Linked DNA regions of Mus musculus: region 1 is linked to region 2. The links are chromatin loops, found by intact Hi-C in ENCODE. Cell type or tissue: gastrocnemius. All regions are shown on one strand. Each heading gives the region's core, and the rest is flanking DNA. Links, peaks and the distances in the headings are about the cores only.

The links. Hi-C counts contacts between places; a loop is a spot of excess contacts. Peaks named below come from ENCODE experiments on the same cell type or tissue, not always from the same donor. Only the 100,000 strongest peaks of a DNase experiment are listed, where the experiment ranks them.
Region 1: a loop joins it to region 2, with 2.0 times the contacts of the local background. A loop is called at or near these places in 1 of 42 quality-filtered maps.

Annotation. Positions count from the first base shown.
Region 1 is chr14:62,034,854-62,047,689 of GRCm38, reverse strand. Gm35307 (a long non-coding RNA gene) reads right to left here and starts at 12,823. Exons shown (of 3, transcript XR_383481.2): 1 at 12,734-12,823; 2 at 10,464-10,634; 3 at 8,763-9,134. In gastrocnemius, for the core only: a CTCF peak has its summit at 5,179 (motif pointing right); a DNase peak (open chromatin) is centred at 5,180.
Region 2 is chr14:61,804,473-61,817,308 of GRCm38, reverse strand. No RefSeq gene overlaps it. Among named protein-coding and RNA genes, the nearest start is that of Gm35247, 6.9 kb to the left of the region's middle. In gastrocnemius, for the core only: no CTCF peak of the experiment used is centred there; a DNase peak (open chromatin) is centred at 7,370.

The DNA.
Region 1 (12,836 bases), core at 4,046-6,545, 230 kb before region 2:
TTATACATTAAATGCCACTAAAATCTTGGGGGTGGGGTGGGGCGGTTAATTTTGTTTATCTGTGTTCACAATGTCTGTGTACAGAAACTATCCCTTTTTATCTATTAAAACCCTTTCTGAGACTTACATGCTGTCTGCAAAGAAATACTTCAAATTCAAAAGTATTGAAAGCTGAATAAAAAGGACTGGAAAAGACCCTCAATGCAAACTTTACTTATAGTAAATTTTACCCATAGTAAACTTAAAGATTAAAAAAAAAGTAAAAATTTTATGACAAATCACCAGAGAACATTTAGAAGATAATCCAAGTTTTAAAAGGTATACAATATTAAAATAAAGGCTAATTCTTCAACAACCATGACATTTATTAACACATGTAGTTAATAACAGAATCCCAAACCATAAACCCAAACCAGCCCTGAAGTGGGACATTTTAACATTGATTACTAATAGCTGGTGATTTTAATATCTGATTTCAATAACAGACAGATAAACTGGCCAGAAGGCAAACAAGAAAACAAACACTTGAATAAACTATAAAGCTAAGCGACCCTACCAGGTATTTGTAGAGCACATATGTAACACATGTAAAACACATGTAATAGCACAGCATGTTCTTAAATGCACATTGGGTGTTATCCAGGGTGCACCATATATTAGGCTAAAATACTGTGGAGTTTTTATTATTCTACAGTTATTTATCGCTGTGTGTCTGCTTTTGTGTCAAAGTGTGTGTGTAAATCAGAGCACACTTGAAAAAGCTGATCATCTAAGGTTAAAAATAACAAAATTATATCACATGTGTTCTCCAACCACAATGGAATGACATTAGTAATCAACAGCAAGAGGATACTTAAAAAAAAATCACAAATATGTGAAAATTCAGCAACACAATCTTAAATAATGAGTGAATCAAAGGAGAAATCACAGGGTAAGTCAGATATGCCATGAGATGAGTGAAAATAAAACATCAAAGGCTGGGGTGAATTTCAGGGGCAAAGTATTTGCTGAGCACAAAAGAATCAGAGTTCAATGCCCATTCAGAGAAAAAGAGAGAAAGAGGAAGAGACAGAGGCAAAGAGACAGAGACAGACAGACAGACAGACAGACACAGAAACAGAGACAGACAGAGAGATAAAGAGACAGAGACACAGAAACACACAGCCACAGAGACACATAGAGAGACAGAGACAGAGACACAGAGACATACAGAAAGAGAAAGAGACACAAAGACATACAGAGACAGACATACAGAGAAATAAAGAGACAGAGACACAGAGATAGAAACAGTCACAGAGACACACACAGAAACAGAGACACAGAGACAGAAAGAGGGATAGATACAGACAGAGACAGAGAGAGGGAGGGAGGTGTACACAAAATACCAGAACATTTATGGAGGATAATAGTAAGAAATGACTGTAAAAATATCCTTTTGGAAATTACATCAATTTTGAAAAAGATCTTAAATAAAAATAAGTAAATTTTATACTAGAAAACACACACACTCACATAAAACTGAACACAAATTCAATTAATAAAAAACAGAATCAGCGGGGGAGTGGTGACACACGCCTTTAATCTCAGCACTTGGGAGGCAGAGACAGGAGGATTTCTGGGTTTGAGGCCAGCCTGGTCTACAGAGTGAGTTCCAGGACAGCCAGGGATACAAAGAGAAACCCTGTCTCGGGAAAAAACAAAAAACAAACAAACAAACAAAAAATTCAGAATGAAAAAAATAATGAATGATAAAGGAAAATAGAGGAAGCGGGGACGATAGGGACAGTCAGTGACAGTGAAACTGAGTCTTTACACAGATCAGGAAAAATGACAATTCTGCCCTAAAATGGTTAAGAAAAGAGAGAAACAAAACCAGTACTAAAATTAGGGATAAGAAAGAGAGATTACTACTAACCTCAAAGAAATGATAAACTCTTACATGAACAAGAAAATGGGATGCAGTAATGTTTTGAACAGTTGGTGGTAAACATTCTTAGCTCCTAAATGGACTCAGGAAGAAATAAAAATCTGAATGAACCATACAAGTAAGAGACCAGGTTAGGAAGAAAAGGAAAAAAGAAACCCAACCAGATGGCTTCACACATAAATCCTATCAAGTGTCTTAACAATTAGGACCAATCATTTAGAAATTTTTCAGGGGAAAAAAAACAAAACAAAACAAGCTGTCATATAAGAGTAGTGACATTGGGTATTAAAACCAGTCAAAGACATCTCAAAAAAAGTACAAATCAATAATTCTTATAACTATATTAAAATTAACAAAGCTAGTAGCACAATTCAGTGTACAATCTTTTTAAAGAGTTACAAAAAAAAATCCATTATCCCTGATCAACTAAAATTTACTCTTGGAATGCAAGGTTGGTTTAACATACTAAGAATGATGAATGCTATATACTATATGTCATGGTTTGAATGAGAATGTGCCCCATAGGCTCATGTATTTGAATTCTTAGTCCCCAGTTGGTGGAACTGTTTGGCAAGGATTCAGAGGTGTGGCCTTGTTAGAGAGGTGTGTCACTGTGTTTGGGCTTTGGGGTTTTAAAGCCTCGGGCATTTCCAGCTAGCTCCTACTCACCTCTCTCTCTCTCTCTCTCTCTCTCTCTCTCTCTCTCTCTCTCTCTCTCTCTCTCTCTCTCTCTTTGTCTCAGGCTTGTGGATGGGGTGCAAGCTCTCAGCTACTATCCCAGTGCAATGGCTGCTGCCTGTTGCCATGTTCCCCACTGTGATGGCCATGGACTCTCTCTCTCTCTGAAACCATGAGCCCACAGATTAAATGCTTTCTTCTGTAAGTCTTGGTCATGATGTTTTGTCACAACAATAGAACAGAAACTAAGACACCACATTCATAGACAGAAGGAAAGAGTCCATGCAATAGATACATGAAGCATCTGATTACATCCACAATACAAATTATTCTTGTTAAAATATCCAATACATTAGAATGGAAGGGAACTCTCTCATTCTGGTTTACACCAAATAAATATAAGCAGTTACTATTATGCTTCATAGGGCTGGAGAGATGGCTCAGTAGCTAAGAGTTCTGGCTACTCTTCCTGGGACCTGTGTTTGATTCCCAGGATCCACATTTTGGCTCCCAACTGTCTGTAACTCCAGGCCCAGGGGAGCCAATGCATTCTATGAGTATTCCATCCACTGATGCACATGCACAATGCAGACAGAACACCAGTACACATAAAATAAAGTAAAGGAGAAAATGTAACATTATGTTTGATGCTAGAAGTTGAAAACCGTCTCCCTTCGACTGGAAAATAGTTCTGGAGGTTTGACTCACAGCAATAGTGGAGAAAACTATATTTTAAAACACCACACTAGAAATGAAGCAATACGTGTATCTGTGTTTGCTTAATTTGAAATAGGAAATGCTAAAGAAACCACAAAACTCTATTATGGTCAAAAGCTGTTTCAGTAGCCTTATGGCTGCAGAGACTGTGCAGAGAAGAATTTACAGTTTTCTATACCAGCAATGCATACTCAGGAAATAACATTAAGAACATTTTATTTATATGATCATTTAATAAGAACTTAGAAATAGATTTAACATGGTAACTTATATACAAGGAAATTGCAAAACACCACTCAGAGAAAGAGCATAAATAATGTTAGCTTGTCTGTCCTCACAGACTTGGGATTCCATGTTATAACTCTGTGTCCATAGATCCTTCCTTGTTCTTTTACCAAAATCTCAGCTGCCTTTTCACATAAAAGTTTCAGACAGTCCAAAGGTTGAGTTGGAAATTTGCCAGTCATTTTGGTCACCAGATAGGATTGAGATGCAGAATGCACGCACTTATTTTTAATAAAGAGATGGAGGCAATTCAGTAAGGGCAATGCCATGCTTACAGAGAGATGGTGCTGAAAGAGTAGAACATACTTGAAGGTGAGACTCCCTCTCACCATGGTCAAATGCTAAAATGAGATAGTCCCAGAGTGCATGTGGACCTAAAGGTAAGAACTGAAGCCATGAGATGCCGAAGGCATCACAGCTGGAAAATGTCGTGTCCTGCGACTCAGCCAATGAGTTCTTAGATGTGATACCAAAAGCATAAGCAACAAAAGAGACTGAGATATTTGGACTTGATTAATAATTAAAAGATATTTTGTTTTAAAAATATTTCAAAATAATAAAAATAATCATAGGATATTTAAAAAAATCTATAAATCACATACCTGGCAGGAGTCTAGCATTGGATATGGAGGGAAAATGACTGCAATTCAACCATAAAGAGACAAATTTCCTAATTAAAAAGAGACAGGGGGTATAAATAAACATTTCTCCAAAGAAAATGTGCAAATGGCCAAAAAGCACCTACAAGAAACCCATAGTCATTAGCAAATGCAAATCAAACCACAGAAAGATTCCACTTGATGCAGGATGATGTAGTCACTCTGGAATAGTTGGGCAGTTCCCTCTCTGGTGACTGGCAGTGAGTACGCGCTCTCCTTCAGGAGTGATAAAAAGACTTGGTTCTCCGAATGTTAAATATCGAGTAACAATATGCATTAGCATTTCACTGAAGGGAATTTAAGATGCAAGATAAAAAGTGTACGCATGAATATTCATCACAGCATTAATTAAAATAGCTAAAAGGTAAACAGAATCTAAATGCCTATTAACTAGTGAATAAATAGGCTGCAGTGATGTATTTAGACAGCGGAATATTATTCAGTGGTAAAAAGAACAAAGTTCAGCTGCAGCACGGGCGAGCCTTGAAGACTGTAAGACAGGGAGGAAAGCCAGATGCAACAGGCAGGCTCACAATCGCTCCATTTTATAGAATGTCTGAAGCTGGCAAGCTCATGCCTGAATGCCATGCACTGTTTACCAGGGGCGGGGGAGGGCTGAGGGGGACTGGTGGCTAATGGTACAGGCTTCTGCTTGGAGTGGTGAAAATGTCTCGGAATCTGACAAGCCATGGGAGTGATCCTTTCAAATAAATGATCAGTGTGCAAGAATTATATCTCCACTAATAACGACCTATCATTACAAATACGCAAATTAAAAGATCTTGCACTCAAGGTTAATGAGACATGGAGAATGCCACTAGGCCAAAGATTAGAGTCTTCCAGAAAACAAAGGGAATCACAATTAGGGACTATCAAAGCCAAGCCCTCATGTTTCCCAAGTGAACAGCAGGGGGAGCCCTCGGTAGCAGAGAGAACTGCAAAACTAATATTTATGATAATAAAGCTAATAGCTTTTGTTCATAAAAAAAACTGAAACAAAAAGCAAATAAGGTTACAAACCCCACTAACAAACTCACTATCCTGGCAACCACTTGTCGATCCATTTGTGCCAATCTCTGCATGGGTGGCACATACCCATGGGTGGACATATGCAGGCATACATGAAGAGCCCAAGCCATGTGGCTTTGAAGCCTCTTTGGTTTCATTTCATATTAACTTTATATTTCTTTAAAATTTTTGAATATCCTTGGGAGTGTAATTTTCTGCAATCTGTAACTGTACTGTAATTCTTTAAACACGTTTTGATACATTTTTAGTTATAAATAACACTACAATAAAGTGCTTGTACCAAAACCCTTAAATATCGTTTTCTTAAAAAAAAACAAACAAACAAACAAACAAACAAAAAAAACAAAACAAAACAAAAAAAACTTCCCTCAGGATAGATTCATTGCAGAGGAATTATGAGGTGAGCCTGCATTTACAACTTTAAGATTTTGGATATGTAACCATATTTCAGCCCTAAAATCTCACATTTCCTCTTGAGGTACATGAGAGTTTCCTCATTCCTGGCTCTAAACAGTTGTGTGTGTGTGTGTGTGTGTGTGTGTGTGTGTGTGTGTCTGTGTCTGTGTCTGTGTCTGTATTGTGCATTTCTGTGTGAAAATGTGTGTACATGTCCTTGTATGTGTGTCTGGGTGTATATATGCCTCTGTGTATGTCTGTGTGTGTATATGTGTCACTGTGTGTGTTTGTGTATTTGTGAACATGTCCCCATGTGTGTCTTTATATAGATACCTGTGTGTGTACATGTCCATGTGTGTCTGTGTGCATATGTTCCTGTGTGTGTGAGTGTGAACGTGTCTGTGTGTGTATCTGTGTATGTGCATGCCTATGTGTGTACATGTGTACTGTGCATGTAGCTATACATGTATATGGAGTCCAGGAAAGGGTGTTGGGTGTCCTCTGATATCACCCTTGGCATAGTCTTTTGAGGCAGGGTCGCCCCCAGCAGCCCCTGTTTCCTCAGCTTTGCAGAGCTGGGGTTACAGCCAGCATAGACTCCAACTGTTCCTAGGTCCTGGTGCAATACTGTGGTCCTCACCATTGCACCGAGAACATCTTAACCACTGAGCCTTTTGTATAGCTGCTGCTTATCTGACCCTCTACCTAAACATATAATTATTGGATTTTTCCCTACCTTTAAATTATGCCCTAATTGTATAGATGTGATCTTCTTCCCATTATATTTTAAACAAACACTGGACTTTATTTTTCAGTGCTTGTTGTCTAATTTTTCCACTTATACAATTTATTTCTTGTAAATAACAGCAATTTTTGTTTAAGATATTAATATTCTAGTTACTGATCCCTGGAAGCTCTCTAAGTGAACCATGTGTTGCCTTCAATGTTGCACTCTTCCTTTGGGTACTTTTTGCCGCATGATTTTTTTTTTAAGTTTGACATATAAATGGTTTTAATTTTGGTATAAAACTTATCTGTCTTCTTTCATAAATCTTTCCCCATTTTCTCTTAAAAACCTATTCAACATGAAGAATTGATGAAACTTCATCATAATTTTCTCTTCTCTCAGCTTTTAAATTTTAATTATTTGATTCATCAAGAATTTATTTGGGGATATGATTTGAACCCCTTTCTATCCTCAAAAAAAAAAAAAGGAATTATGCCAGCACTACTCATCAGAGTAAACTTCAGCTTCATCCAGCAGTCTGAAGTTGCTTTATTATAATAAATGTTGACATACATTTGAGTGTGCTGAGGGACTTGACTCTCTTCTATTGATTGTTGCTCTGGGACTTTTCTGTTAAAGCATTATTAAGAGCTTTTTGTCTTTTTGTTTTTGTTTTTTGCTTTAAGTCTTTATCTCTTTCTTGGTTACTTTCATTTATCCATGCTTCCAGATCAACTTCACAGTCACATTTCCATGAGAATATATCATTTTTCTTATTTTGATTAGGATAATATTGATCACACTTAGTTTGAAAAAATGAAAATTGCCAACTTATTCAATTTCGTCTTTGCTCAATTAACTACAATTTTCTTGCTATATTGAGGTGGGGGGGCTGGCATTTTTAACATTTGTGTCCATGTTTGTTGTGAATTTTTTTGGTTGTCTTTTTTTCTTGGTGGCTTTCTCTCTTTCTCACTAGTGTAGAAACTCCTTTGGCCTTGTCCAAGTGTTAGCCATGTGTAGATACTGCTTCTACTCAAAGTCCAGGAACCAAGGTGTTCTCTTAAAGGATCAGCTCATCTCCTGGGTTTTCTACGTAGACAACCCGTCGGAAACTTCTAACTTTTCTCTACAGCCATGACTTTGGGACCCCAAAGTCAATGTCTGATATTCAGCCTCTTCATGAGCCTGATTATAAAATTAAATAAATAGAAAATATAGGTTGGCTAAATGGCTGAGTGGGTAAAGGTGCGCTTGGTGCAAGCCTGCTGACCTGTGTTTGATCCCTAGGGAGAAGGGTGAAGGACGGGCCAACTGTACAGAGCATTCTCTGACATGCATACGTGCCTTGTGGTATGTGTGTGCTCACCAACATGCACAATAATAATAATAAACAAAATAAAGTGAAAGTAAAGTGACCAAATCAGCAAAGACACTTCTGGAAACTACAGATGCTGCCCACCCGCAACACCCTGCTTTCTACACACTCTGAGGGGGCTGGGACTTACCATGAGATTGTTTTTGACTTAACAAAAACTGAAGTCTAGTATTTTAGAAGAGGTGTTAGTGGCTCAGAGCAGCAGGCCCTGGCATTGAAAGCCTGCTAAGCTCCAATCTTTTTTCCTCACTCAGCTACTGGAGTTGTAATCTGGTACGCAGTGAATCCATCCTTTCTGGGTGTACTCTCTCACGAATTTTTACAAGCATTCTGTCGCGAGCATGCTGTGTGTGATGTCTATTCTTGGTTGTCAACTTGACTGCATCTGGAATCAACTAAAGCTCAGTGGCCTGGGCACACTTATGAAGGACAGTTTTCTTAATCGAATCATTTGAGGTGGGAAGACTGACTTTCAATCTAGATTTTCTGCGGTGGGAAGATCTATTTTTAATCTCGGCCACACAATCTGATAGCAGACTGTACAAGGGACATGGAAGAAGGAAGATGGAATCTCTCTTTGGCTCTCTTTGCCTGCCTGTTCTCACTCTCTGGCAAGTCCAATCTTTCACTGGCAATAAAGCCCACTTCTGGATTTTGTCATACACTGAAGACTCACTGAGACATAGAACTTCCAAGACTAAGCAACTACTAGATTCTTGGGCTTTCTGTTAATAGTCAGCCATTATTAGACTAGCTGAACCACTAATATATATAATATATTTATAATTTATAATTAATATATTTTAATAAATCTCTTTTCTATATCTATCTGTCTGTCTATCTATCTATCTATCTATCTATCTATCTATCTATCTATCTATCTATCTATCAGCTCTGTTCCTCTAGAGAACCCTAACTTATAATATACTATGTGAGAAACATAAGCATATTTATACCGTCCCATGGTGTAAATAACAATAAACTCATAGTCTAGAGATTTTCATTGGTTGCAACTTGCGAAAAGAATCCTGTTGCCCTTAACTGGCAAACACAAGTTACTTTATTTCCATCTTAATTACAACTGTGAACTCTTCAGTCACACATCACACAGCAAATGCAATGACATACAATACATGTAGGTCACAGGATATCTGCAAAGCCTTAAATATAGTATAGCAGAGTCCAAGTTGCTCCAAAGAGGCTTTCCTGCAGGGCAGGCAGAAGGCTGGCATGGACACTGTAGGAATCAAGTGCTGAGCTTGTTGAGGGGCTGCCAGGGGGTGGCTGGAGACTCAGACAGCAAGCCCAGAGTTGAGCAGAGTCAAGTGAGCTGCCCAGCTGAGGTCCGGGACAATGGAAGACAGAGAAGAAAAAAGTAAGCCTGGGTTCACACGGATGAACAAACAGGCTGATGGCAATTCATATAGGCTAGGTCAGAAGCTTGGGGACCACAATAAGCTGAAGCCCCTAGGGTAGTAGGGAGTTCTTTGCCAGTCAGACCTTGGATGCACACACTAGATTACAAGTCAAAAGGGGCTGTCAACAGTGTAGTGTTAGATGCCCTGTTTTGAATGGGGTCCAGGTAATGACGTTGAGCTGTCCGCACCCTGGCGTGTTTAGTCAGTCAGTTCTCAGGCTTTATTTTCCTGATATGATTCTGGTCTGCTTATATGTCCCTCCTTTTAAAAATCTTAAAACATTCTTACTTGTCCTCATAGGTGGTGTGGAACAGGATTGCCACCAAAGTGCCAAGTCATCTCTCCTCTGTGTCTGCCCTCAAGGTGGAGTCACATGCTATTGTAAAAAGTGGAGTCATCCAGGACAGCACACAGCCCAGGAAAGCCATTGTGTTAGACAATATGGTGTACTTGGAGCAGGGTGCAGTCTGACCCAGCATGCATAGTCAGGTACCCATCACAACCCCCAAGAGAGATGGCGTCTAACACTTGAGAAATTCTCTCCGCTCTGCAAGGTCCCCTCTTTCATCCTGAAACACTTGCCAATCCCAGAGCCATTTGATGTTTTGCCTAATCTATCTTTCTCAAGTTTCCAACAGGAACCAAACTGGCCCTCAACAACAGCCACCCAGTCTGCTGTGTATGTTCAAGGCCACCTTTCCTCAGCTAACAAAGAGCAGATCTCCTTGTCAGCAGATAAAAAGTCAGCCCCACCCAAGAAATTCTTCCCCTTATTCTGGCTGCAGAGACCTACATGCCCGGACTAGCCTACTGTAGGGATAGCTGAGCTAGCAGGAAGAAGTTCTCCTAACATGGCCAGGTTGTTCATTGCCTGCCTGTTCACTATCTATCTCAGCTTCCTACCATCATCCCTGCTCTCTCTCTCTCTCTCTCTCTCTCTCTCTCTCTCTCTCTCTCTCTCTCTCTCTCTCTCTCTTTCTGTGTCTGCCTGTGTGTTGCAGAGTCTAAATGTATTTTACATATCTACACGCCCACAATGTAGAATTGCATGAACGAGAACGTTTGGAGAAACAATCCCTTCTAAACTTTTTTGTTCTCTCCCCAGACTGCTGGATGGCCAGAGCCTGTAGTCTGCTGGTGAGGCCTGAGAAGCCATCAGTCTCATGAGTTAAAATGCAGTATCAATATCCGGGAAAGGCTGGAACTGAGACCAATTTCAAGAAATGGTTGTGTTGTCAAAGAAACACACCTTTGTGCAACCGTGCGGGAGCCCCAACCGTGATCGCTTTTGTCCTGTCTTCGGAGGCTACTTTCTCTCAGAACTGCCCGCTGCTCTGTACTGAGCTGTTCTCTCACTTTCCTTAAACATCACCGTGAGGAAACCTGTCCCAGGCTTTCAGTTACTCTGTCGTAGTGTTGTCTGTGAACATAAGAGCATAAAGAGGGATACATTGCCTAACTCGATCCACCCTTGAGGCCTGCCACATTAAAAAGATCTGTCACAGCACTTTGGGTCTGCCCTGGAGCGACTGGATACCAGCAGACTGAAGTGTTTAGGGAAAGCTCGGAGTCTCATTTACTGTAGATAGCTCCTAATTTCCTTGCATTCTTGGCTAATAAGAAGCCCCGAGAGAACCTTTGCTGCTCATGTCAATTCTCACCCTGGAGAAGAGCAAGGTGTGAAACTGATGGGCTGAGGGGGCTTCCGGTGGGCTGACCGCTCGGCTTGAGGTCATCTCCACACAAAAAAAAGAATTTAAAAAGTGAAATTCCTGTCTTTCATTCTTCATAGGGAAATGGTCCAGATCACACAAAGCCTGTATGTAGGCCCCTGGTATGAGAATTCCTGATTTAAATGGTGTTTTATCAAATCTGTCTACAGTTCTTCCTCTCTACCTGTCAGGTGTGACTGGCAGTAACTGCCAGCACAGAGCAGAATCACGGGAATAGCTTACACCACTCTGGGAAAGGATTAAAGCCTTGGGGGACAGCAGCAAAGTCACTGAGCCCCGGGCTTCAAACCTGCATTACTAGAAAAAGGTGGCAGGGAAGACTGTCTAGCTTTTGTGTCAGAGGTCTCCACTGATGGCTTTTGAGCACCCCTGTCATTCCCTGACCTCTCCCAGGTACAGCCTGCTCCCTTGGCACTACCCCAAGTTTACACATGCAAATGAACACTCAAATGTCCTGCTAGGAGCATCCTGTGGGGCCAGACTAGTTCTCTATCATCGCTTGGATCCTAGCTCAGGATCAGCTCATGTGGAGGAATGAGGAGAGAGGTACAGATGCCAAGGAAGCACGGTGACAACAGAGAAGAGATGTGTGTTTCTCTCCCCGTCCTACAAAGTCATCAGATGTCCCCACCTAAGCATATCCATCACGATCGTTACTTGGTTGAAAAAACAAGGCAATAATACTATGAAAACTAATATTGAGCTAGAATTTGTCCACAAACCAGGTCCTGTGCTGGGTACTTGCTTTCCGCTTGCTTTTTCTCACTCTAGCAAGCTCATATTGCTACCACAACATGCCAGCGGTTGGAAACTAAGGAGTGAGTGTTTTAAAAGACTTAACACAATGATACAGACACAGTGGATGACTACAGGGATGCACAAGCCTGAAGCCTGCATCCCGAGTGAGAAGCAGTCTTCATATATGTTTAATGTCCCAACTCCTGGAAAGCACTTGGTAAGGACAAAAAAGGAGCCTTGTGTGTGAAGGTGTGCAGAGGTCTGGCTGGAAGGAGGTTTGAAGCAAAAGCTTTGCTAGCAAGGACAGGCAACTGGTGGGCTTCCCCATGGGCCACTGGGACCCTGTCTGATCCATTTGCTTTTGCAAGCATGGGCTATCATTTAAAGACATGGGCTCCCCGGGGTAGAAAACCACTTGGGGCTAGCGGCAGTGAGGCCGTTGTGTCTGTGGGAGTGGATCAGCCCACCCTGTACAAACTGGGGGTGGGGGTGGGTTTTTAGTGGGCACAGTGAGGGAAGTGGACTGAGATGTTTTTCCCAGAAACAGCAGTAAGAAAGAAGTTGGCACTCCAGTGCTATGGGGGACAAAATGGGGTGGTGGAGACATTGAAATGGTGAGCTAGTTAGTGCTGCCAGCCTCAGATGCTTGTAAAACCCAAAGAAGTGCAGCAGAATTCACTAGGGACAATAAGCAAGCAAGTCATGGTCACAATGGTAGTCTAGCATCTCAAAGCCACACAGGTCACCAAGTCCTAGCCTTTGCTACAGTGTAACACACACACACACACACATACACACACACATACACACACATACACACACATACACACACATACACACACACACATACACACACACATACACACACATACACACACATACACACACACACACATACACACACACATACACACACACACACATACACACATACACACACACACACACACATACACACACACACACACACACACACACACACACACACCCTGCTCTCTCATCCAGGTTCCCCTTTTATACCAAGACTATCCCAGCTACACACACTCACCAGGCACCTGCTGCCAAACTGGCCTCCGCAGCATAGAAGAAATGAATGGCTGGCTTTGTTTGCACAGCCTCACAGATCTCTCTCAGAAGCAGAGCCTCTCTCC
Region 2 (12,836 bases), core at 6,415-8,914:
GTATAAGTGACTGAGACACAGTGTGCTCTACTTGTTCAAGTCCCTTATCTAAGACACCATAATGAGACCCTGCAAGCTTCCTTTGGCTGAACACTTGCCGGACAAACTGTTATCCCCCATCTCCATCCTTGAATGCACTGCACTGATGATAAGATCCATTTTCTGCTTCCAGACTGCAGATGCAACATGACCAGCTGGTTCCTGCTTCTGCCACCATACCTTCTCTCTTAAACTAGCATCAAAGGATGAGTCCTTACTTCTTCACATTGCCTCTTGTCTGGTATTTGGTCATCACAATGGGAAAAATGACTAAATGTGTCCCTATGGCTCATACCTTCTTCAGTAACCTGAAGGGGGAATGTCTCCAGCCTCAGCTCTCTCTAAAATGACAGACTTCTCTCAGGGAAGCATCCCACACTCACAGACCACATAAATGAAGCCCACAGCCTTAACTACAAAGTGACCTAAAGCTGTAACTCACCACTTGTGTCACTCCACTTTCATTGCTGTGCCAAAATACAGGACATAAACAACTAAGAGAGAAACAACTGACTGAGGTTCATAGCCCAGGGGGTCATCGTCCATAGGCCTACTTGAGGCAGGACACCATAATGGTATGAGGAGCATGTGGCAGAGAACACTTACCAAATGGTGGTAAGTAAGGGGTGGAGAGGCAGCACGAGTGGGCTTTCGTTTATCTCCTTTTTATTCCATTTGGCTCCATGCCTCTGAGAGGGCATCTCCCACATCCTTCCTGAAATACTCCCTGAAAGCTACCTCACTCATACATCTAGAAATGTGTGTGCTTAACTAATCTCTAAGACACCTCTTAGTCCAATCAAGGTGACACTCAAGATCAGCTGTCACATCCCTCAACACAGGCATGCTTTGGAGTGAAGCCAGTCTGAGATTTCTCCTATTGGTTCAGTGTGTTCCAAGTGAGTGTTCGACCATTCCTTGAGCATGCTCTGAGAGGACCTCTGGTCCACTAAATAATGAACATGGCCTTGGCTGCAGCCAGTGTTCCAGAGGCTGTAGAGATGGTTACTCTTTCCTGTCAACTTGACTGGAAACATCTCTGAGTGTATCTGTGAAGGTCTTCTCAGAAAGGTTCACCTTGGAGCGCCAGCTCATGTGGGGGTGTCCTGGTGGGAAGGGAGGAAAGTAAGAAGCCAGCTGAGCACCAGCCTTCAGATCTCCCCTCAACCCCTACCTTTCTTCTTGCCCCTTACGCCCCATTTCCTCTCTCCACACACAATGTGACTCAGCCTCAGAATCCTGCTTCATGGCTTCCTCCCATGATGCCCTGCATCCCTTCTGAAACCATGAGCCATGATAACAACCTTCCTTCCTTAAGGTGCTTCTCCTCTGGCATATTGTCACAAGAATGAGAACAGTGACTATATACTTACTAAAACCATAATTCACCCAGTCACTTTCATATCCAAACTCATTCATTATCTGCCCAGAGGCCTGTTCAGTTCATCCAGCCAAAGTCACACACAACAACTCCTTAGCACACGATCCTACTGAACCATCTACTTAACACTTACCTGTACTGCATAATCCTCTCATTGCCCTTGTGTTTACTGAATTCAGTCACTGACATATCAGGTGTACAAGTCAGGGTCTCTGCTGGTCTCTGCTCTATCCCTGTCTCTAGGGAGGAACTCCACTTGTTCTAGACGCTGATAACTTGTTAACTCTCAAGTATTTGGTGTTTCTTTTTGTCTAAGATGTAGATATGTTTTTGAAATTTTTAAAATTTAAACAACACTAAAATGTAAATGGACACTGATATTCAATAATGTTAAGATTAGAGACCCCTGTGACTGCAGGGTAGTAAAACAAATAACTCCATCATGAATGCTGGAATGAAATCATTGTTTGTTACAAGTTATGCAGTTAGAAAATTACTCTGACTCAGACCCACAGGGATCAGACTGGACAGGCTCCTCCAAAGCAGGGACTGAGTGTAACATGCAGCAGAGAAGTAGCCAGTCTCAGGACCAGCCACATAATATGTGGTACTCAGCTGAGATTCAGGGTGCCTTGCCCAAAAGAGTTATGATGTTCAATAACAATAGAGAACTGAACAATGAACAACAGAATTAAAGCATTTATTTGTTCATCTGACCGTGGGTTGCAAAGGGTGCACACTCATGAAGCCACCCTTGCTCTGTCTTCATCCACAATGCTGGCAAAAGGGGCCAAGGAGGGAGGCTTGGACACTAGCTTAGAAGGGAACTCTTGGGGGTGGTGAGAGCAGGGGTAGCTACTGGGAAGCCACAGTTTTCCTAGATCATGGGTGGCTTGGTGTGTGTATATATGTGTGTGTATGTATATATGTGCATGTGAGTGTGTGTGTATATATATATATCTGTGAATGTGTGTGTGTGTGTGTGTGTGTGTGTGTGTGTGTGTGTGTGTGTGTGTTTTCTCAGGCTAGAAGGTAACTCCATTGCATCACCCAGAATCGTGTGACGATTACTGAGGAGTAAAAACCACGACACAAAATCTGGATGTGAATAGTTCAGAATAGTTCAGAGATGAGAGTGTAGCTTCACTAATGAGGGAGATTGGGGGTAGGGGAGGATGCTAAGAGACCAGGAAGACCAGAACAACCTCCGATAGCAAATAGATACACCACAGAGAAAAGGAAGGTTATCTCAAAGTAGAAAGAAATAGTCTTAGTTCTACTCTGCCCTAAAGTCAGAGTTTTACTCCAAACACAATTTTAATGCCCGTCTCTGACCAGGGTGGCTTTAAGTTTATAGAATATCTACAGGGGATGAGGGGCTCCTAGGACCTCTCAGGAGTCTAAATTGCTTCTTTAGTGGGGGCTCTGCAGTGTGAAAGTCAGAGAAGCTTGTGGAGGCTGACCAGACAGCCCTTTAGCCGCTGGTACAGTGAGAGTGCCTGGGCATGAGAAGAGCTGTGAGATTTTTCTCCATCACCTCCGTGCCTGCTGGAGTCTAAATTGGTCTTCTTCTTTTTCTATACAGGTTTCCTCCACCTCTACTTTGAAAATAAACAATCCCTCTGTGCAGCTCCCACTGTGTGCAGTTGTTTGCCTCATTATACCACTCATCCTTGTGTTACAGTCATGTGATTGCACATCCGTCTCCCTCACTTCCTGGAAGAACTAATCTCAGCCATCTTTCATCTCCCTCTGTTGTCATGGAACCTACTCCTTCTGTGGATCTTTGAGTCTTTGGTAGATTGGATTCTACTTTCTACCCACTCTGCATAAAAGCAACAGTCCAGCCAGGAAGCAGACACAAGCAGATCTCTGTGAGTTCAAGGCCAGTATGGTCAACATAGTGAGTTCCAAGAATTCCAAAACCTAGGGAGAGAGACCCTGTCTCAAAAGGAGGATGGGATGACCAATTTATATCCAAGTCACATCAAATCTCTAACCCTGCACTAACCTTGGACCTTAAACCTGCCATGCTACGTAGGCAGTTCTCATATGTGTGGCCTCAGTTTCACAAGACACCAGGACATGGAGTGTGCCCATCACACAGTGCACACTGCTATAGCTTGTCCTAGGTAGATTGTCCATTTCCCTGACTAGTTCTCCAGCCTAACTACTTATTGTTAATATGAATCACTCCTTCAACTAACATACAAGACCTTCAAAGGTCTCTTCCCAAAGCTAGATCTGTCACATCTCCCCTCAAAGCAGTGTAAGGAAAGAACAAGACAAATAATTTTCTCTACCTCCTAATAAGAGACCAGTGGCAAATGATAACAGGGAAAGAAGCCTCGGTTAGACTTGGCATCTTGCCTAGCCCACACAGAGGACCCATTTTGTCTAACTAACTGTGAGCTAAGAAACAGCCAGGATGCTGCACAGAGTGCAAACCACAAATACAGTATTTGTGCACACATACACACACACACACACAAACACAGGTGACTACTCTGGAAATCAACACTACAGCCAGTTTCCATCACTGAACCAAAGGAAGAACTAGAAAAGCCAACAATGAACAGAGGCTCCAGGTGTTCCATGAGGAGAGCACGCAACGGTGAAGTGTTGTTAAAAGTCATACCTAGAAACTTCTTTTTTATTTTACTTCATTTTTATTTTATGTACATTGGTGTTTTGCCTGCATGCATGTCTGTGTGAGGGTGTCAGATCTCAGAATTATAGACGGCTGTGAGCTACCATGTGGGTGCTGGGATTTGAACCCAAGTCCTTTGAAGGAACACTCAGTGCTCTTAACTGCTGAGCATCTGTTCATCCCCAAACTGAGGGAATGGCTAAGCATAGCATTGGCTGGCCCAACCTGAGACCCATGCCATGAGAGAGAGCCCACCCCTGACATACTTAATGATACTCTGCTATACTTGCAGACAGGTTCCTAGCATAACTGTCATCTGAGAAACTTCACCAAGTAACTGATGGAAACAGATGCAGAGACCCATAGCCAAACATTAGGCAGAGCTTGGGGAATCCTGTGGACCATGGGGAAGAAGGATTAAAAGGGCCAGAGAGATCAAGAACTCCACAAGACCTACAGAAACAACTAACCTGGGCCCATAAAGTCCCACAGAGACTAAACGGTCAACTAGATAGCATGAGTGGGACAGACCTAGGCTCTCCACACATGTGCAACAGCTGAGCAGCGTGGTCTTCATGTGGGGCTCCTAACAGCCTGAGCAGGGACTGTCTCTGCCTCTGGGTTCCTTTCCCCTAACTGGGCTGCCTAGTCTAGCCTCAATAGGAAAAGATGCACCTAGTCCTACTGCAGCTTGACTAGCCAAGGCTGGTTGATAGCCATGGGAGGACTCCCCTTTTCTGAGGAGAGAGGGAGGACTGGAGGATGGAGAGATGGGAGGGAAGAGGAGAAAACTGGGAGAAGAGGAGGGAGGGGAGACTGTGATCAGGATGTAAAGTGAGTTAATTAATTTTCTAAAAAGTGACAACTAAAGCCACTAGAGAATTTATAAAGAAAAGGAAGAACAGGCCAGTACCAGCCACTCAGCACACACACAAACTCACGAGCGCACCCCAAAGTTATGATGGTAGTATGTGAGAGTCTTTAGTGCTAGAAGACAGTGTCGTCTCTTCCTCACCCCACTCCCACCTCAGGCCTCAAGTCAGACTCTGAGGCTGTGTCAAAACACCTGTGACCTACCTTAAACCAAGACAAAAGTCACACACTCATCAGCAGCAGCATCATCATCAACAGCAGCAGCATCCCAGAGACCCACATCTCAATTACCTAGTGTCTGAGTTCCCTTCTCAGTTGAACCTTTCCTCCCAACCCCTAGTCCTCTCTCAGCCTGCAGTGACCCCGTGGATCTCAAGAGCACTGTAGAAGCACAGTATCTGTCCCGGACACACTTCGAGAATGGCTGGAATGTTCCCGGAGGGAACCACGAGGCAGGTGAAGGGTGTCATTGTAACAAATACCTGAAATCATCAACTTAGGGAAAACATAAGCTGATTTGAGGCTCACATATTTAGAGGTTCCAAGACATAACAACTGGCCTCTTTGCCTTTGGGCCCATGGCAAGGAGCCACATCCTGCCAGCGAGCCCATGGTGAAACAAAGCTAGTTCCTGATAGCCAGAAACTAACAGAGAAAAGAAAAGGGATTTCGGTCTCATAACCCTTTCCTAGGACTTAAAAATCTCATGGTAGACCTCATCTTACGACATTTTCAGCATCTCCTAAGGGCTCCTAAGGGCACCACAGTGGAGATCCAGTCTTCACCAAGCCAGTCTGCAGCTCAAGCCACAGCAGGTGGGAGACAGCCATTGGTAACGGATTTCCAGTCTGCCACTGCCTGTGCCCAGAAACCTCCTTGCACTCAGCATGTGACCAAACCTCATCTCTACTCCCCATTAAATAAATGAGAATTTTGACCATTTAACAAAGGACAAACTATAGGCTGGGGACACTGTTAGGAAGCTGACATGGCTCATTTCAAACATTGCTTACAAGCCAAAGGTTAGCCTAGACGCAAGGAGCTGCGGAGAGTGGTGGTGTTGAAAAGTGTGTTTGATTCAGTGCTGCTTTGGATGTTCAGAACTCTGAGAGCGCTAACTGGGGAACCCAGCATCCATCAGCCAGCCTGGTCTTGAAGCACTAACTGGGGAAGGATTGGCAGCCAATGTTATTACCTCACTGAGGGAAAAAAAAAATCCCTCAGAAAGGCAGTGAAAACTGAGGCAGGCAGAAGGTCTTCGCAAAAGTGTGGGCTGCAAACCCATCTGGGACCAGAGAAATGACCAGCTCCAGATGTGCACAAGGACTACTTTCTCCTGGAAAAGAAACATCCAAGCATATCAATTCTCCTCCGCTACGCACGCAGCTCCCCTCTCCCTTAAAAGCAACAAATCCACCAAGCATTTTCTGCTAAACTGGAAGGCAGAAGTAGGAGCTGCCAGCCCGATAAATGTTTAGGCTTGAATATGGGCTCTACAGAAAATCTTCTTGCTCTTTTCCTCTAGGGGGGACCTTATCTAGGCTTTAAAAGAATTCCATTTGATTAAACTATGGTTGAAGCAAGATAGATCTACAGCAGGCAGCATAGTTTTCTATCAACACAGAATCAGCAATGAAAGAGTGTCTGGGCACGTTGTAAATCCATTAGAATAAGCTAACGGCTCTGCTAACATGCTCAAAATAATACGTGCTTGTCATAAATGTAATTAAATAATTCAGTGGAAAATTAAATGTTGAAACAATTACCCATATGGCTTAGAGCATTATGAAAATATTATGGAAAAGAAAAATGGAAGCTATATTCCTAGTACATGGGGGTTTTCGGTCCTTGGCTTTTATTCTCGTTCCTGCCTAATGAAAGGAAAGATAAAACAGTACTTATGAAGGGCCTTGTGTGTGAGAGTAAATGTTTTCACATATATCATTCCATTTGATTATCGTAACAACTTCGTGAGTTCATTTTACCAATAAGGTAACGTTGGCTAAAGCTTGGAGACGTTGTTAGTCACTGAGCCGTCTTTCCAGTCAAGACCTGTCCAGATCCACTGCACCATGCGTTTTCAGCTCTCTCTCAGCTTCTCACCTGCATCCAGCATCCCCCACTGCTCCTCTGTAGAAGACTGCAATCTTACATCCTTGGAAGCTGCCCTCCCCCCGCATCCTGTCCTACAGCAGCCAGTGAGTATTGATCCTCCTTCCTGGCCACAAGACTTTGACCTCTATTTAGTATTTAATTCATAAGCGTAAAGAATCAGTGATGTAAAAATTAATAGTTAGAGATAACAGGAGGCAGGCAATCCAGTTGGGGGCTCATGTTCTCTCTCATGCTAGCTTGCTCCTGCTCTCCCCTCCCCGTACCACCCACCCCCCTGCCACCAAAACCTGACTATTAATATAAGTCCCTAGTGGTGAGGAGGTACTGGGAAGGCTGCCAACTGTAAGTGGGAGTGGGTGTGGGAAAATGCAAAAGGAAGAAGGAAAGCTGCTTTAAAAAAAAGAAAAGCCACTGGCCATCTGTAGCAAATTATAAATAAATCCCCTGGCTACAAATATAATTTCTGTAGTCCAGGGCCCCTTAGGGAAGAACACCTCGGACACAATATAGAAACTATAAAGTAGGACCCTAGAATGCCCAGGCAGGGCACCCAAAGATTCTGGAGGCTGATGCTGCAGAGACTGGCGACCTGGTACCAACAGAGATACCGTCACTTCAGGCCCAGTCTTCCAACTCTTCTGCCCAGTTTCAGCCCAGAAAACAGTGGGCATCCTGTCAATCCAAACTGTAGAGGTTTCTGGGAATGTCAAAGTTTTCCTTAACCCGAAGGCACAGTCATCAAGGAGTACAGACTTACACGTGAAGGGACTTTCCGCACTGACTAAGAGAGACCTGCTTGTGCAGGACAGTACTGCTGACATCTCCAGATGTGGCTTTCTGCACAGCAGAAACCGAGACCTCCATGGCGTGGCTCAGAAGCACCTTTCTCACAAACTCTTTCCTCTGGTACCCTGATTCTACCTGAAATTCTCCCATCCCTCCTCCCTTTAGAGTAAGATCCTCAGAGAGTACTATATATCAACTTGGCTCAAGCTAAAGACATCAGAAGGGGGGACCTCAACTAAGAAAAATACCTCCTCTGTAGGCAACCCTGTAGGACATTTTTTTAATTACTGATTGATTTGGGAGGGCCCAGCCCATTATGGGTGGGGCCAACCCTGGGCAGGAGGTCTGGGATTTTATAAGAAAGCAGACTGAGAAAGCCATGGGGAGCAAGCCAGCAAGCAACACTACTCCATGGCTTCTGTGTCAGCTCCTGCTTCCAGGTTCCTGCCCTGTCTGACTTCCTGCCCTAATTCTTTGATGATGAACTGTGATATGAGAGTGTAAGCCAAATAAACCCTTCCCTCCCCTTTAGTCATGGTGTTTCACCGCAGCGATAGTAATCCTAAGACAGGCACCATCTTAGGGAATTGACAGAAATCAGGTGAGGCCCAGCACAAGAGCAGAGGCTATTCAGTTCAGCTCTCGTCACCAAACACTGCCGTGTGGACCCCGTCCCAGAGCAGCCAGGAGCGTAGGTAATGAAATGAAGGACGCATCACTCCTTCCTCCTTTCAGGTGTGCAGCTGCATCTGGCAGAGAGGGCTATGGAGAGAGTTCCACCCACTGCAGATTTAAAAGGGAGGGACTTCAGCCAGAACACTTCCTTCCATTCACAGCCTTCCTCAGATGCGAGGACTTCCCTGCCAGGTGCCCCCGGTACCCCGGCAGGCCGCTAGGACTGCAGAGCTGTCGGGAAATTAACTGTGACATCTCAGATGAAGTTTGCAGAGCATGTTTCTATATCCAGCACAACACGGGATTTGTTTTGACATTTCAACAACTTCCCGGTAATGCTCTTGTTAAGTAAAGTGAGACTGGTGTATTTTCTACTTCTGCCTGCTTCCCACTAGTTTTTGACACACACAGAAAGATACTCCCACACTTTCACTTGCCTCAGAGACTAAGACACCGTCGTACACAGATGCAGTCCAACTTGCCGCAGCCTCTTACATACAAGTCTTTCCTGGCATCTTCACCCCACTTTGTCTCTTATATTACAACTTGTGTTACTGAGATAAAACACCATGGCCAAGGCAATGTATAGAATGAAGGGCTTATTGGGTTTACAGTCCAGAAGAACAGAAGTCTGTCACCATGGCAGGTGTGGCAACTGGATCTGGAAGCTGAGGACTTACATCTTGAAACACAAGCAGGAAGCAAAGAGCAGACTGAAATGGTGCAGGGTTTTTAAAAGCTCAAAGCCCACCCCCCAGTGACACACCTCCTCCAGCAAGACCACACCTCCTAAACCTGCCTGAACAGTGCCACCAGCTGAGGACTAAGTATTCAAATACCTGTGACAATACGGGACTTCTCATCCAATCCACCACAAAATTCATTTTAAGCCGGGCGTGGTGGTGCACGCCTTTAACCCCAGCACTTGGGAGGCAGAGGCAGGTGGATTTCTAAGTTCGAGGCCAGCCTGGTGAGTTTCAGGACAGCCAGGGCTACACAGAGAAACCCTGACTTGAAAAAAAAATCAATGTAAAGCCATGCATTATAAAAGTCATGAAATAAATGATGACGGGGGTGTAGTGTGATAGACGATACTTCTCCATGTGTAAAGCAGGCCATTGTAACATGGGGAGGGGGGGGGGAGAGCATGTTGGGAAGGAAGTCAGGTCATCTTGTAACCAGTCCCTCTGGCTTGAGTGGATAGAATGTCATGCAAGACACTCATTCCCTGAGGGACAGTGGCTTATGTCTGTCCGGGGAGGGGAGCTCTTTAAGAACTATTTCAGAAGCCCACTTCTAAATCTGGAAGACAAATTAAAGGGAATCTTTCCATCTTTCTGCTTCCTCCTTTCACGAATCTTTCTAATCCAAAGTATGTGTCTAGAAGGAGCAGCAGAGGCAAGGGTCTGGGTGCATCTGACAAGGAAATAGGGAAGAGAAGCTAAGCAGATGTCAGGTGCACCCTGAAACACTGAACCACAGATTGGAAAGGTACCATCCTTGAAACCTATGCTTGTCTCCTCTCATCCTCTTTGTAGTTGTAACTCTTGGTTCAGGTGGAGTGTAGATGGGCCATGCATGTGAAGGAGATAGCTTATTAACGACAGGACTTGGGAAGGTTGACCCACTCCAGGCATTGGTCATAGGAGTCACCGAACACCCAGGGTGGGGCCTGGCCAGCAGAGTGGAGTCCAGCCCACCACAGTTGAAGGTCAGAACATCATGGCCCTGACCCCTCATGTGCCCCTCCCACATGGGAGCTGGGTCCTCTTCCATTAATCACTAAGAAAATGTCTGTTTACAGCCCCATCTTCTCAGACTATTTTCTCAATTCTCTTTTCAGATGACTCTAGCTGTGTCAAGTTGACCTAGGACTAGCCAGCCCAGCTTCCTTTAGGAATGATGAACTCACATGTGAACTCAGACTGTGGCAGCCTGCACAGGTATAAGCCAGATGGGGTCCCAGTGCTAAATGGGGGACCAAGGAACTATCTGCAACTGACGTTCACTTGCAAAGGAAAAAATTAATTTTCTCCAATAGAGTCTCACTGGGCATATTAATCGCACATTAGGGTAGGCTGCATGCCCAGCAGTAGATAGTCAACACAAAATGAACTCAATGTATTTTTGTAGACTTTTTCATCTTATGTTCTGTTTGTCTTATTAGTCTTTTGCTAATATAAAATGGTTTCTGATTGTGTGTGTGTGTGTGTGTGTGTGTGTGTGTGTGTGTGTGTGTGTGTGTGTGTGTAAGATAGACAGAGAGAGAAAGAGAATGAGGAGAAAAAGAAAGAGAGAAACTTCTTAAAGATTTGCTTGCTTTCTTGCTTGCTTGCTTGCTTGCTTGCTTGCTTGCTTGCTTGCTTGCTTGCTTGCTTGCTTGCTTGCTTGCTTGCTTGCTTTCTTGTTTTTAAAGAGAGAGAGAGACAGATAAGGTGGGCAGGGCCATCTAGGAGAAGTTGGAGGAGGAGAAATCATCAGAATACAGTGTATAAAACGAAAGTATGTTTGGCCTCCATCTCTCTGTCATCTACATGTTACTTTATTTCAACGCTGTGGCATCCCAAAAAACCAAGAGCTTGACTGTTATCTTCAGTGGAACAGTGTTTTCTCCACTCCATCCCTGGCTCCGCCCCTTTGAAGCAGCTGTCCATCACTCCACAGCCTTCCATCCCTGGTTCCGCCCCTTTGGAGCAGCTGTCCATCACTCCACAGCTTTCCATCCCAGGCTCCACTACTTTGGAGCAGCTGTCCATCACTCCAGTCTTCCATCCCTGGCTCCACTCCTTTGGAGCAGCTGTCCATCACTCCACAGCCTTCCTTGCCTTTGTTTCCTTTTGTTTTATTGCATTTATTTTCATCCACAAAATGTTTGTTGTGAAGGTACATCAAGTTTGTGCCCTTTCGGAGTTTCCTTTCAGCCTAACTTCACAGTGACATGACTCACTTGCCCATACTACTGCACTTGAAAAAGAAGAAAACAACAAAACTCACCATGACTTTGTGTTTCTTTTGGTTTGGGTTTCTTGCTTTTTATAGCACATCATTTTTTTCCTCATGAAATAAAGCCAGTTCACAAGTGATCTGTTTGTAATTCAACAGATGCAATGAGGGAAATAACCAGAACAGAGTTCACTCTCAATATGACACAGCAGGCACAGACTGTTAAGTTATATACAGTAATGGGTGCATTCTGTGGTGTGTGACTTCTATCTCAATAAAGCCATTTTTAAATGACAGGATGAGACTCGAGAGAAGAAACTTACAGTAGACAGGAGGAGCGGTCCTGCATATTGTATGGAATTAGAGGAGAATCTGACAGGTCAGTGAATAGCTAAAGTGTGTTTGATCTGTTGATATGCGTACGCTTCCAGCACCCTAGCAACTCGCACCAACAATGTAGTATATGCTCTGTTTGCATCTTCATTGTTAATGTTTCGTTTAAATGTTTTAAGTATTACCACACTAGAGGCTATGGAGACGGTTCAGTCAATACAGTATTCCAGGGCAATAAAGCCTTGCAGTTATGAGAGTGAGAGTTCAGACCCATAGCATACACATAAAGACTAGGCACAGCAGTGCACATCTATAACTCAAAGGCTATGGGGTTGAAGACAGGGCAATCCCCAGAGCCTATAAGCAGCCAGTCTACTGAAACTGGGTAAGCTCCTTGTTTCAAAACTAAAGAAATATGGGATCTGAGTCCTCTCTCTCTTTCTCTCTCTCTCTCTCTCTGGGTGTGTGTGTGGGGGGGTAAGGTGCTTGCTACATAAATATGAAGACCAAAGTATGAATCTGTGTCACACCGCCACACATCTGTAGTCCCAGCACAGTGGGTATATGGGTCTGATGGTCAGCTAGTCTGGCACAAGTGAAAAACTCCAGGTTCAATGAAAGACCCTCTCTCAAAAAGTAAGCCAGAAAGAAGCAGAGGAAGACACATATGTTGATATCTAGATACACACACACATGCACACACACACACACACACACACACACACACACACACACATGTGGAAAGTAACTGAGAAAGACACCCTACACCTATCTCTGGTCTCCACCTGCCCGTGTACCATGCACATGCACACAAAGACTGAAACACCCACACACAAACACATGGTGCAACACATAATACACAAAAGAGTTACCATATTAAAACTCCAGCACACTATCAATATTGCATAAATAAGTTATATGTGTAATCCCAGAACACAAAGGAAAAAACTTACCTGAATTTTTCTCCAGTTTTTGCTGGAAAGCATACACTAGATCAGTCTACAGAATTAGGCGAAGTCTAAGGAAATTCTATATCCTGTC